Linked DNA regions of Homo sapiens: region 1 is linked to region 2. The links are chromatin contacts, found by Hi-C in ENCODE. All regions are on one chromosome and are shown on one strand. Each heading gives the region's core, a stretch centred on a gene start or an enhancer-like site at or near the end of the contact. The rest is flanking DNA. Distances are from core to core; before and after follow the strand shown.

What was found. A loop is a pair of places that touch in the nucleus more often than their neighbours do. Pooled maps may share reads with other maps.
Region 1: a pooled map shows a loop between it and region 2 (3-fold over the local background). The contact joins the enhancer-like site here to the promoter of CMPK2 in region 2. A Hi-C loop is called at or near these places in 2 of 50 pooled maps.

What each region holds. Positions count from the first base shown.
Region 1 is chr2:8,540,252-8,545,840 of GRCh38, reverse strand. No RefSeq gene overlaps it. Among named protein-coding and RNA genes, the nearest start is that of LINC01814, 41 kb to the left of the region's middle. RefSeq lists enhancers at 1,388-1,447, 1,110-1,616, 1,617-2,123, 2,098-2,387, 2,398-2,447 and 3 more and a silencer at 588-882. Within about 2 kb of position 2,545, at least 27 of the 41 ENCODE cell types and tissues checked have a DNase peak (open chromatin) inside an H3K27ac peak, as active enhancers do.
Region 2 is chr2:6,864,060-6,869,218 of GRCh38, reverse strand. CMPK2 (cytidine/uridine monophosphate kinase 2) reads left to right here and starts at 3,312. Exons shown (of 5, transcript NM_207315.4): 1 at 3,312-4,197. The coding sequence starts at 3,523. It also overlaps a transcript of RSAD2 not described here. RefSeq lists silencers at 3,052-3,321, 3,562-4,001 and an enhancer at 3,322-3,541.

The sequences.
Region 1 (5,589 bases), core at 1,296-3,795, 1.7 Mb before region 2:
TGGGGCTTTCCGTCCATTTTACAGATAAGGAAACTGAGGCACAGAAAGAGGAAGTGACCTGCCCCAGAACACACATCGGTGAGGGGCGGACTCCAGAGGCTCCAGGACTCACTCTTGTGTTCCTGTAGGGCCCGGGGAGAGAGAGAGATTGACTCAGAACCAAAAGTTGTTTCCGCCCCCTGTTAGGGAGCCACATTTCCCGACTTCCAGGATGAAGAAAGGCTTTTCCTGGACTGACTGAGAGGCTGACAGGGTGGTGGACGGCTGGTGTTCTGGCATCTCGGTTTCCCAGCCGGCTCCCATGCGGCAACCGGGAGGGTTCTGTGGCTTCATTGTCATCTTCATCATCGTGGCAGGGCCTGCTTGGGCCCGTATCTGCCACCTGCCTGGTCTAGGCCAGGCACGACGTGGGTGCTGAGGCGTCTCCTCTCCACCTCCTGGGCTTGGCCGCTGTGGCTGGTGTCTGGGCCCCTTGTCCCAACCTCCAGCCTGCAGTGCCCACTCCCACGTGAAAGACTGGCTCGTACATTTCCCCATTCAGCTGATGGTGAGTGCTGCGCTATTTTAAGCCCACATGGAAGTACTTTTTTTTTTTTTTTATAAGGACCATCTGCTACCGGCCCCAGCCCAGATGATACAGTTAGAGCCTACCCACAGCATCCTCCCCGCCTTCAGACAGTTCCAGGAACAGGGGTGAGTCACGCCCAGCTGAACTCCCGTCTAGCTCACCCGAGAGCTGGACCGGGCGCCAGCAGAGGGGGCTGCGCACGCTCCGTGGAGCAGGTGCACTCTGCCACCTCCGAGAGATGGGAAGGGGACCCTCACCCTCTGTCCCAGCTGTGCCCTGCTCCCTGTGAGGGACCAAGGCCTGGGTCACAAGTTCAATAGCAGATGCTGCTTCTTGTCACAGCAGCTTGTCCCACAGCAGGCCACACAGAAGCCACCCTGTTCTGGCTGCCCCTGGAAGCACCTTGGGTCTGCCTTGGTGCAGAGAGGGTGGGTCCCCCTTGCTGGGCTGCTTGGGATGGTGTCCTGGGTGGACATGCAGCTTGGGCCACTGGGAAGATGCGATTAAACACTGACCACCCCATTTTCTTTCTGGGTGAAGCATCAGGGCCCAGGCAAGCCTCCTCCACTGTGCTCACTCCCCCTCTCTCCTCTGACCCCTTCTCTCCTCTTCCCATCTCAGCACCTAGCGGCACGCTGTGAGCAGAGGTCGTCGGGGCAGAGACCCCAGTCAGACTTTGAATCTGGGCTCTGCCCCTCATAGGTGGATAGGTGGTGGAACCCAGGGCCAGGCCTATTTAATCCTGAGCCTCCCTTTGCACATCCGTAAAATGGGGATAGTCTTAGCTGCCTCCTAGGGTATGTGAACAGGAGTGGGATGATGCATGGAAGGATCCAGCATGCCACCTGGCTGATACTTTCTCCTCACTAGGGATTCTGAAGGGCCCGCCCTTGGCATTGGCTGAAACGCGGTGGGAGTATTGAAAACGCTGGACCTGTAACTCCACAGAGAAGCGCCTCCCCACCTCAACACCAGCACTGTTCTCAATGTGTGGTGGCCTCTCCCTGCCTGAGAGCTGGTCATTTTGGCTTCAGGGAGCCGGGTGAGGCAATGCACGGCCAGCAGGTCATTTGACCTCAACAGCGCAGGCTCTGCCGGCTGCGATTCCATCACCCCTGGACTAGCAGAACCACTGCCTTTGCAGGAGTCTCAAAGGCCTGGGCTTTTGGGGGTGCTTCTCCGCCACTCCTGACTGCTTCTTTCCCTTCGGGGGCCGTGGCTGGTGCCTGCTGCGGGGTCATTGCGTGACGCGAGCACCGCAGCATCTCAGGTGCACGCGCCCTTCGATGGCCCTGAGGTGCCCGGGAGCAGGCGAGGGCCGAGTCTTAACAGCTCCACTTCCTGTCCCCGAGTCTATCTGCCACTGCTCTGTAGAGTCCTACAGTTTATCTGTGGTCAGTTTTCTTACCCATTTCCTGCCAGCTGCTACTGGTTTTTTAGTCAGCTCTGACAGCTACGGTAATTGGGAAAGGACGCAGGCTGCTGGGGCCGGGTGATTCACCAGCTCTGGCCAACAGGGACAAGGAGCACAGACGGAGGCACCCCGTCGGTCCCCCAGGGCCTGGTCCCCCAGGCTTCAATGAGTGAGACACAGAAAAGACCCAGGGGCACACTCATTGTGAACCGAAAGCTGATCTCTGTGCACGCGCGCGTGCATGTGACATAAGGGAATTTTTTTTTTTTGAATGTGCCAGAGCCAATATAAATGGTTTCATGTTTTGAGAAGTCAGAACATAACTCCAGGCTGAGTGAGGCCCCTCTCCCGGGGAGCCCCATGTTTTCTCTGAGGTGTAACTGCGGTGAGTTGTCTGTGCCTCAGATTAGGATACTGGAGTCACACTTAACATTTTATTTCATGGCATTTCCAAAAACGAAGGGAAAACCCCCATTGCAGCAAATGACTCCTCCAAATAGAAAACTTTGTGTCTGTTTTGTAAATGCTGTGGAAGGGAGTTTTGGAGCTGCCTCACTGTCAGTCATCGCCCAGCCAGGTGCCTTTGGTTGCTGAGTGTTGCACTCAGGGGTGGGCTGCTGGCTGCCGAGCAGTGCCCCTCAGAGGCGGGGGCAGGACCAGCCACACAGCCTCACCTGTCTGGGCCTCTGGAGCCAGCGCCTCCGAGTTTTACCTGACTCTCCGGGTGGCCCTGTTGCCTACTCTAGTGTGAGAAGCACCTCTCTAGACTTTACTGGAAGCTAATATTAATTTTATTGATAGCCGTGGGTTATGGAGCATGAAAATGATCCTCCAATGCAGAATGAAATGACCCACTTCACACAGATTTACTGCCTTCCTCCCAGGCACCAGGATCTGTGCTGGGCACAGCAAGGGACCACCTGGCCTCGGGAGCTAAGGGCTCTGTCTCCAGGGGTCCCAGTCTGGAGAAGGTGGGTAAAGCAAACAAGGAAGCCTCCTAATAAGAAGTTCCCTAATCAGACATGGACTTTGCTGCCAGGAGCACCCAGTGGGGCCAGCCTGGGGCCCAGGGAGGTAAGCAGAAGGGGCTCACTGTAGTAGTAGGTGAGACACAAACAGTTTCATCCATGGGTAGGAAATAGATGAGGGGGAGGGAGAGAGTTAGGAGATGGTCATGGAGATTGCGGGTGCTAAGAATGGCCTTGGTGGGTTTGGGGTCATCCCTGCTCTGACACTGTACAGCACAGTCAGCTTGAACCAGTCCCTGACCTCTCTAAGGATCAGTTTTCTCATCCATGCAATGGGTTTAATGATAGTTCCTTTTGTGATTGTTGTGATACTTCAATGAGAGAATAATGCAAAGTGCTTAGTGCAGCCCTCACTAAGCTCAGTAAGGAGGGTGACTGCATCTGAGGGCAGTGGGAGCCACTGAGGGGGTTTCAGCCGGTGAGTGACGGGAGCAGATTTTTTTTTCTTGAATAATTCCTGGAAATGCTTTGATCATTTAGGCCAGCAGAGGCTCTTGGTTGAGCATGAGACGCATGAACCATTAAGATTGCAGGATATAATCATGTGCAAATTTTAGACAATACCTGAAATCCTAAAATGCATTTCCTTTTTCCCATCGCCATAGTTTTGGATCCTAAAATCAACCAAAAGCAGAATCTGACCACTTTCCAAAGCAATGGTCCTTTAGATTGAGAACAAAATCGTGGAACAGCGCTTCATTTTTCCCGTCTCAAGAAGTCACAAGGCCCAGAATGCAAGAAAATCATGGCTTTTCGATGACCAGGCCTTGTTGGAATGGCTGAGAAGCTCCTCAGCCCCGACCAGGTGCAGTGACTGCATTCGGCTCTCACGGAGCAGGTCTGAGTGGAGCCAGGATTTGCTCTGTTCAAAGATAAAAACCACTGGAGAGGGAAGCAGCAGATCACAGGGAGCGATCTCAATCCTATAGGGGCCTGCTCCGGGGTGTTTTGCACGAGGCTCCATGTTAAATAAGCCTCCATTCGAGCGCAGCCTCAGGACGGCCATCCTTCATTCCTCTCAGTCACACACCTTCCACTTCAGGATGGCCATCCTTCATTCCTCCCAGTCATGCACCTTCCACTGCCTGGTTCTCTGAGCGCTTCCGTCTAGCGGGAGAGACGCCTTCGACCAATAATTGCACATAGGTCTGGATGATGCCCAGCCACAGTCACTCCTCTAAAAGCAAGGAACTTGCTTCTGCAGAGTCAAACGGAGCTCACGTGAGGTTCCTGGAGGCACTGAGGTTTCTTTCTAGTCTCCTGTTTTGCACAGACCTTTTTCTTACTGAGCAATTCACTATCTGCTGGCTTCGGAAGAGGTGGATTGGGTTTCAGGTGGGGGCACCAAGAAGCAGCCAGATGTCCAAATTTGGAGGCAACTCAGGCCACCCAAGTGCCTGCACAGGAAAATGTATGCAGCTGCCGTGCCACATCAAAGGCAGGTGGTCCAGGGTGATCCGGGTGCTATTCGTGGCACAGGCACCAAAGTACTGTCATCCGAAGCATCCTCTATCTCGGTTTCCTCATCTCTAAAATGGGGCTCCATCTAAGTTTTCTGGTTCTGCAAAAACTCCTGAGCAAACCACTTCACTAGCCAGGAACCTGGTATGCCTGCCATGCCTGGGGCAGGCAGGGCTTTCCAATTTCCTCCCCAAGGTTTTCTGAGAATTCATCTGACAGTGTCTGTAAATGTCCCTCCATTCTCTTTCATAGAGGAAATGCTCACATTAGAAGAAAGTCTCTTATGACCAGCACTCCCCACTTTCAAGGTAGAATTTTTCTTGGCTCCCACAGCCCTGGGCTGGCTTCTGCACAGCCTCCCAGGGTCTTTTCCTAACCCACAAGTTGGATTCTGCCACTGGTCTTGCCTAATTCCCACTAAGAGCCCCTACGGGAAGACACCAGGGCTCTTTCCATCACCTGCCTCCCCTTGCCCTTCTGAAGGGCATGTGGCAGCAGCACAGAGCAGCTTCAGGCTCCCCAGTGGGGCTGGGCTCTTCCCAAGTCTCAGAGCCTCCCTTTGCATGCCCTTTCCTCTGATTGGCTCTGCAAACTCCTCTTCATCCTTCAGAACCCAGCTCTGTGATCAGCCTCTCTGGGAGGCCTTCCTCAACCTCCTTGTTCCCCTGATGACGGATTCCCTTCATCCACAGGCTCAGAGTCAGGGTCATGGGGAACCCTGAGGCCTGTTCCTGGTCATCCTGTAGGCCAGCCAGAGTGCCTCTCTCACTTTTGGGGAGCAGAGGCACATCCTCCTTGGTCCCACTTCATGGCCAGACTCCTGTCCATTGACCTCCCCAGCAAAGAAGCCTGGAATTCCTGTTTCAGAAAACCCTGCATGAGGCAGGCTGACTGCAGGGAGGGCTGCCACAGAGCTTGGCGATGGTAGAGACACCATTTCAGGCTGAAAGTGGAGTGGAGCTGATGAGAAGGGTCTCTGGGAAGGAGGGCTCAGCACAGCCCAACTGAAGGCAATTGCGAGGGTCCCCGCTTGTGTGTACAGCAGCCAGGGTTGTTCCACGGTGGGTAGGAGGGTATGGGGAGGGGACAGTGGTCCTGGAGGCCCCAGGGAAGGGTGG
Region 2 (5,159 bases), core at 2,063-4,562:
AGTCAAGCAGTCTGGAGAGGGTAGCCATAAGCTTTTGAGTCCTTCACCACCTGAGTTGCACAGGGTGTGCTCCCTCCAGCAGTGAACTACCAGGACGTGTTTGAAACCACTGGCCAGGAAAAGCCTGTTTGAGTCTCAGGGTCTGCCATTATATGAAGGGCTAGATATGCAGGCACATCCTGCCATGTGCCCAGCTATAGTAACCAAATCTCAGGACCCCGACAATGAATGAGGTGCACATCGTTAATCTTGACGTTTGTGCAAAATGATCGCAAGCTGGCATGTCATGGAGTATTGCTCCAGGTGTACATAACAGAATCACCAACCATGAATATAAAGAGCCTCTGGAGGGTCATCTTTCCAAAGTTTGGCCCAACAGCAATCATGGTTTGAGGCTCCTGTGGAGATATGCAAGGGGTGAGCAGCTGGACCTGTTATGGCAACTCTTCCCTCAAAGGTAGCTGTATCAACAGCATTTCTTTGTGAGAAAACCAACTCCAAGAGAGAGGAGAATACTCTTCAAATTGTAAGCCCACAAATTGCTAGAATGAATTTTTATTTAAAAAAGAAACAGAAGGTTATGCGGGAGAGAGCTTATCTGTTCCTTGATAACTAAGTGATCTCTGAAACTTGCTCAGTGCTTTTTAGCCCTTTCATTAACTTCTAGCCTAGGATTTGGGTTACAGAGTTATAGACTCAACATTCTATCCTGGGCTCATTTTATTAATTCTTATTTTCTGAGCTCATCATTTATTTTATAATATTCACTTTTATGAATGTGGAATTGTTTGTAATATTCTCTTTTGGGTATCCTTTTGAACTTGTGGTTCTATCATCTCATTTATTCCTATTCTGATTTGCATTTTCTTTCTTTTTCCAATTGAATTAAACTACCTAGAAACATATCTGTTTAAACATGTTTTCAAAAACTAAGCTCTTTTTCAAAGTGTTATTTTTTCATTTTATTATTTATTAATTGCTATTTATATTTTTAATTCTCCCATTCTGTTTCTTTTTTTCTTAGGAGCAGAATGGCTAGAAAAGTTTCATTTTCTCTTGTTTAATACTGTAAGTGTTGAAGATTATGGCTTTTCCTATGATATAGCTGTGCTGTTCATTCATTTAAAGACACCTCTTTGAAGTATCTTCCCAGCCTGCAGCTTCTCTCCTTTCCACCTGCAACGATGGGTGGCTACAGGCATGTTTAGTCAATATAAACATCCAGCTGTGGCTCTCAGAGTCTCTGTCCTACAAATTTGAAGGGGCTTGAAAATCTAACAGAAATTTTTATTTATGAATGAAGATATATCTTCAACATCTTCAACACTTATATAATATTGACTAAGCCCAAATACTGCAGTGTTATTAACTTTACATCTCTTCGTAGGGCGAAGGTAGGTGAAAAATAGAGAGGAAAACTTAAATTAAAAAAGGTAAGATGCTTCATTTAGCAAACTGTGTGTCAGGTTTTCTTTCAGTTGGAGGCTCAGAGAAAAGTTAGGAAGAAGCTGGTCTTCCTACTTACCCTCAAGGTGCTCAGTGGTGGGAAATAGACTGGCACGTGACTGTGGAGTGTCAAGGTCCGAGGATACAAATAGCCTTGGTGGGGGACACAGGAGAGGCTACTAACCCAGATATGTGGGGGGTTATAGGCTATATCATGTCCCCCAAAATTCATGCTCAGGCCTAGCCCCCAGTGCCTCACAGTATGACTGTATTTCAAAATAAGGCTTTCAATAGGTGATTACATTAAAATGAGAACATTATGATGGGCCCTAACCCAATCTGACTGGTGTCCTTCCCAGAAGAGGAAATTTGGAACTTCAAGGAGACGCCAAGGATGCAAGCACAAAGGAAAGGTCCCGTGAGAACACAGAGAGAAGGAGGCGGTCTGCACGCTAGAAAGAGAGGCCTCAGAAAAAGCAAACCCTGCTGGCAACTTGATCTCCAGCTTCTCTGGCCACCTGAACTTTGAGAAAACAAATTTTCTATTGTTTAGGCGGCCCAGTCCGTGGTATTTTGTTATGGCAGCCAGGATAGACTAATACATCCAGAGAGGTGGATGGCATAGGGAAAAGGTCAAGCAGGCTTGAGGATGCAGTACTGTCTTAGAGAAGAAAAGGGAGTAACTAGAAGACTCTTACTTCCATATACTACATACACGTGAAACCACCGGTACATGCTAAATGTCCAAAAGTGAAATTCCTGAGAAAGAATAAAAACTATTCTATTCTCAAAGAGCTAAAAAATTTTAAACTCCTAATTCTTCTTTCTTCTTAGCCTATTAACCCACACTCCAACCACCTATCTATATTTCACGTTTGTTAAGACTTTTTTTTTCAGAATTAAATATAATCCCAAGTTTAAGTCCAATACTATTAAGACATAAAAAAAAAACTGCTTTCAGCTCATCTAATGTTTTCAATCTTCGTCTCAATTCTATTTTTTTGAGAGAGTTTCCCTGGAGAATATTATCTTTTTGTTTGTTTTTGGTTTGCTTGACATCATTTTTAAAAGGCATCAGTTAATGAGTAAACACAGAATAAAATATCCAAATAACTGCGCAAACACTGTTACACTGTTAGGCAGTTACACTGTTAGGCAGCAACAGTGCTGATGCTGGACTGTGGCAGGCAGAGGGTGCTATCCTGACACACTTCACCTTAGTGCAGGAAACTTCAATTTGGTGGAAGAAAGGCGATTTCGAGGTGCCAATCTGGGCGACACTTCCCAGTTGGAGAGTCAGCAAAAGGGAGAGGGCAATTCCAAGAAGAGGGAAAAGCTTGTGCACAGGTGAGTGTGTGCAAAGGTGAGTGTGTGCACAGGTGAGTGAGTGCACAGGTGAGATAAGATACAGGAGAGGGAAGAGCCAGAACTGCGCCCTGTTCCCGCAGGAAAGCAGCTCTGCAGGATTAGAGGGGCGGGGACGCGTGGTCAGAGCTAGGAGTTGAGGTCGGGGAGGGAGCCCATGGTCTGCAGGGCCTGGTCAGTCATCCAAGGGCAGTAGTGCGCCTGCAAGTGGGCGTTGAAGAGCCCGTTACACCGGGAAGGGACTTCTCTGTCCCTCGCGCGTGCACCCCCGCCCCCCTCCATGCACCCGGCATAAGCCGCAGAGGAGGAACTCAAACCAGGGTCGGGGCCGCCAGCCACCCGCAGAACGCACACGGAGCTACCTTGGGGCCGACGGCGCGGGGCCTCATTCGGTGTCAGCCCCGGGAGCCGGCGCCTGGGGACCGCGCAGGCCCGCGGAGCCGCGCACCTGGGGCCCCGGGGCCAAGCGTCTGCTCCCGAGCGCCGGCCGTTTATCGCGCACATCTCGCGGCGAGGAGGAGAGGCCGGAAGGGCGCCCCAGCCCCAGGGCTCCTGCCCCGCCTGGGCCTCCGGCTTTCGTTTCCCCGCAACGCTTCGCTTTCGTTTCCCGCTGGCGCCTGGCTCCCTCCGGGTTTCGTTTCCCGCCGGCGCCTGGCTCCCGCCAGGTTTCGTTTCCGAGGCGGGGCCGAGGGCGGCGTCGCTGAGGCGCCCATGGCCTTCGCCCGCCGGCTCCTGCGCGGGCCACTGTCGGGGCCGCTGCTCGGGCGGCGCGGGGTCTGCGCTGGGGCCATGGCTCCGCCGCGCCGCTTCGTCCTGGAGCTTCCCGACTGCACCCTGGCTCACTTCGCCCTAGGCGCCGACGCCCCCGGCGACGCAGACGCCCCCGACCCCCGCCTGGCGGCGCTGCTGGGGCCCCCGGAGCGCAGCTACTCGCTGTGCGTGCCCGTGACCCCGGACGCCGGCTGCGGGGCCCGGGTCCGGGCGGCGCGGCTGCACCAGCGCCTGCTGCACCAGCTGCGCCGCGGCCCCTTCCAGCGGTGCCAGCTGCTCAGGCTGCTCTGCTACTGCCCGGGCGGCCAGGCCGGCGGCGCACAGCAAGGCTTCCTGCTGCGCGACCCCCTGGATGACCCTGACACCCGGCAAGCGCTGCTCGAGCTGCTGGGCGCCTGTCAGGAGGCACCACGCCCGCACTTGGGCGAGTTCGAGGCCGACCCGCGCGGCCAGCTGTGGCAGCGCCTCTGGGAGGTGCAAGACGGCAGGCGGCTGCAGGTGGGCTGCGCACAGGTCGTGCCCGTCCCGGAGCCCCCGCTGCACCCGGTGGTGCCAGACTTGCCCAGTTCCGTGGTCTTCCCGGACCGGGAAGCCGCCCGGGCCGTTTTGGAGGAGGTAAGAGTTCTGTCCGCTTCCAGCTCCCAGCGTGGCATCTGAACCCTTCAGACCAGAGAACTGGACCAAGAGGCTGGTCTGTAGAGCCGGTTCTTGCCTGGGTGGTTTGTTTATTTCCGTTCACAAATCAGGTAGGGAAGGTGTCCTGTATGCCAGGCAACTCTTTTAAGATTCTTGTTTGCAAGGATCTTCCAACCTGACGTGGAACATAGACCTACACCAAGCCACGCGATGCTTGCTGTAAAAGCATCCCAACAGCAGTACAGAGGGAGTAAAGGGGCTGCCGGGAGTGAGGGAAAATAATGTCAGCTGGGAAGTAATTTTATTTGCTGATGATCACCATTCAAGGATCTTGGGGTGAAAAAGAAAATGCATGAGTTTAGGGGGTTTAAGAAATTTAGACTTAAATAGTGTTTACCTACCGACTGGCCATGAACCTTGTGCAGGTTACTCAACTACTCTAAGTTTTGCCCTTTGACATGTACAATTCCCATCTTGCGATGTTGTCCTGATTAAGGAAACATCTGACTCACAGCAGGTACCCACAGAAAGAGACTGAAAATTCTTTCTGATCGCAGGCTAGGCAGATGTCCTCCTGTGACACAGATGAGCCCTGAGGATGCCCCCATGGATCTTGGGAATATTTTCCAAGCTTACGGGACAGCGTTGTGGAGCAGTTAAGAGCGCAAGGTCAACCACGTGTATTTAAATTTAAACTCTGGCATTTATTAGCTGTGTCACTTTGAGCAAGTTTCTTCAACTCTCTGCCTCAGTTTCCTTAATTCATATGGTGGGAATAATAATAGCACCCCCCCACCCCAGTTCACAGAGATTGGCAACTGAATACTTGTAAAGCACTTAGAAGATTGCCATGCTCAGAGCAAGCACATAAGTGTCTGAGCCTCGCTCTGAGATGCTGTGAGCGTGCAGTGAGATAATGCACATTGAGGAACTGGGAATTC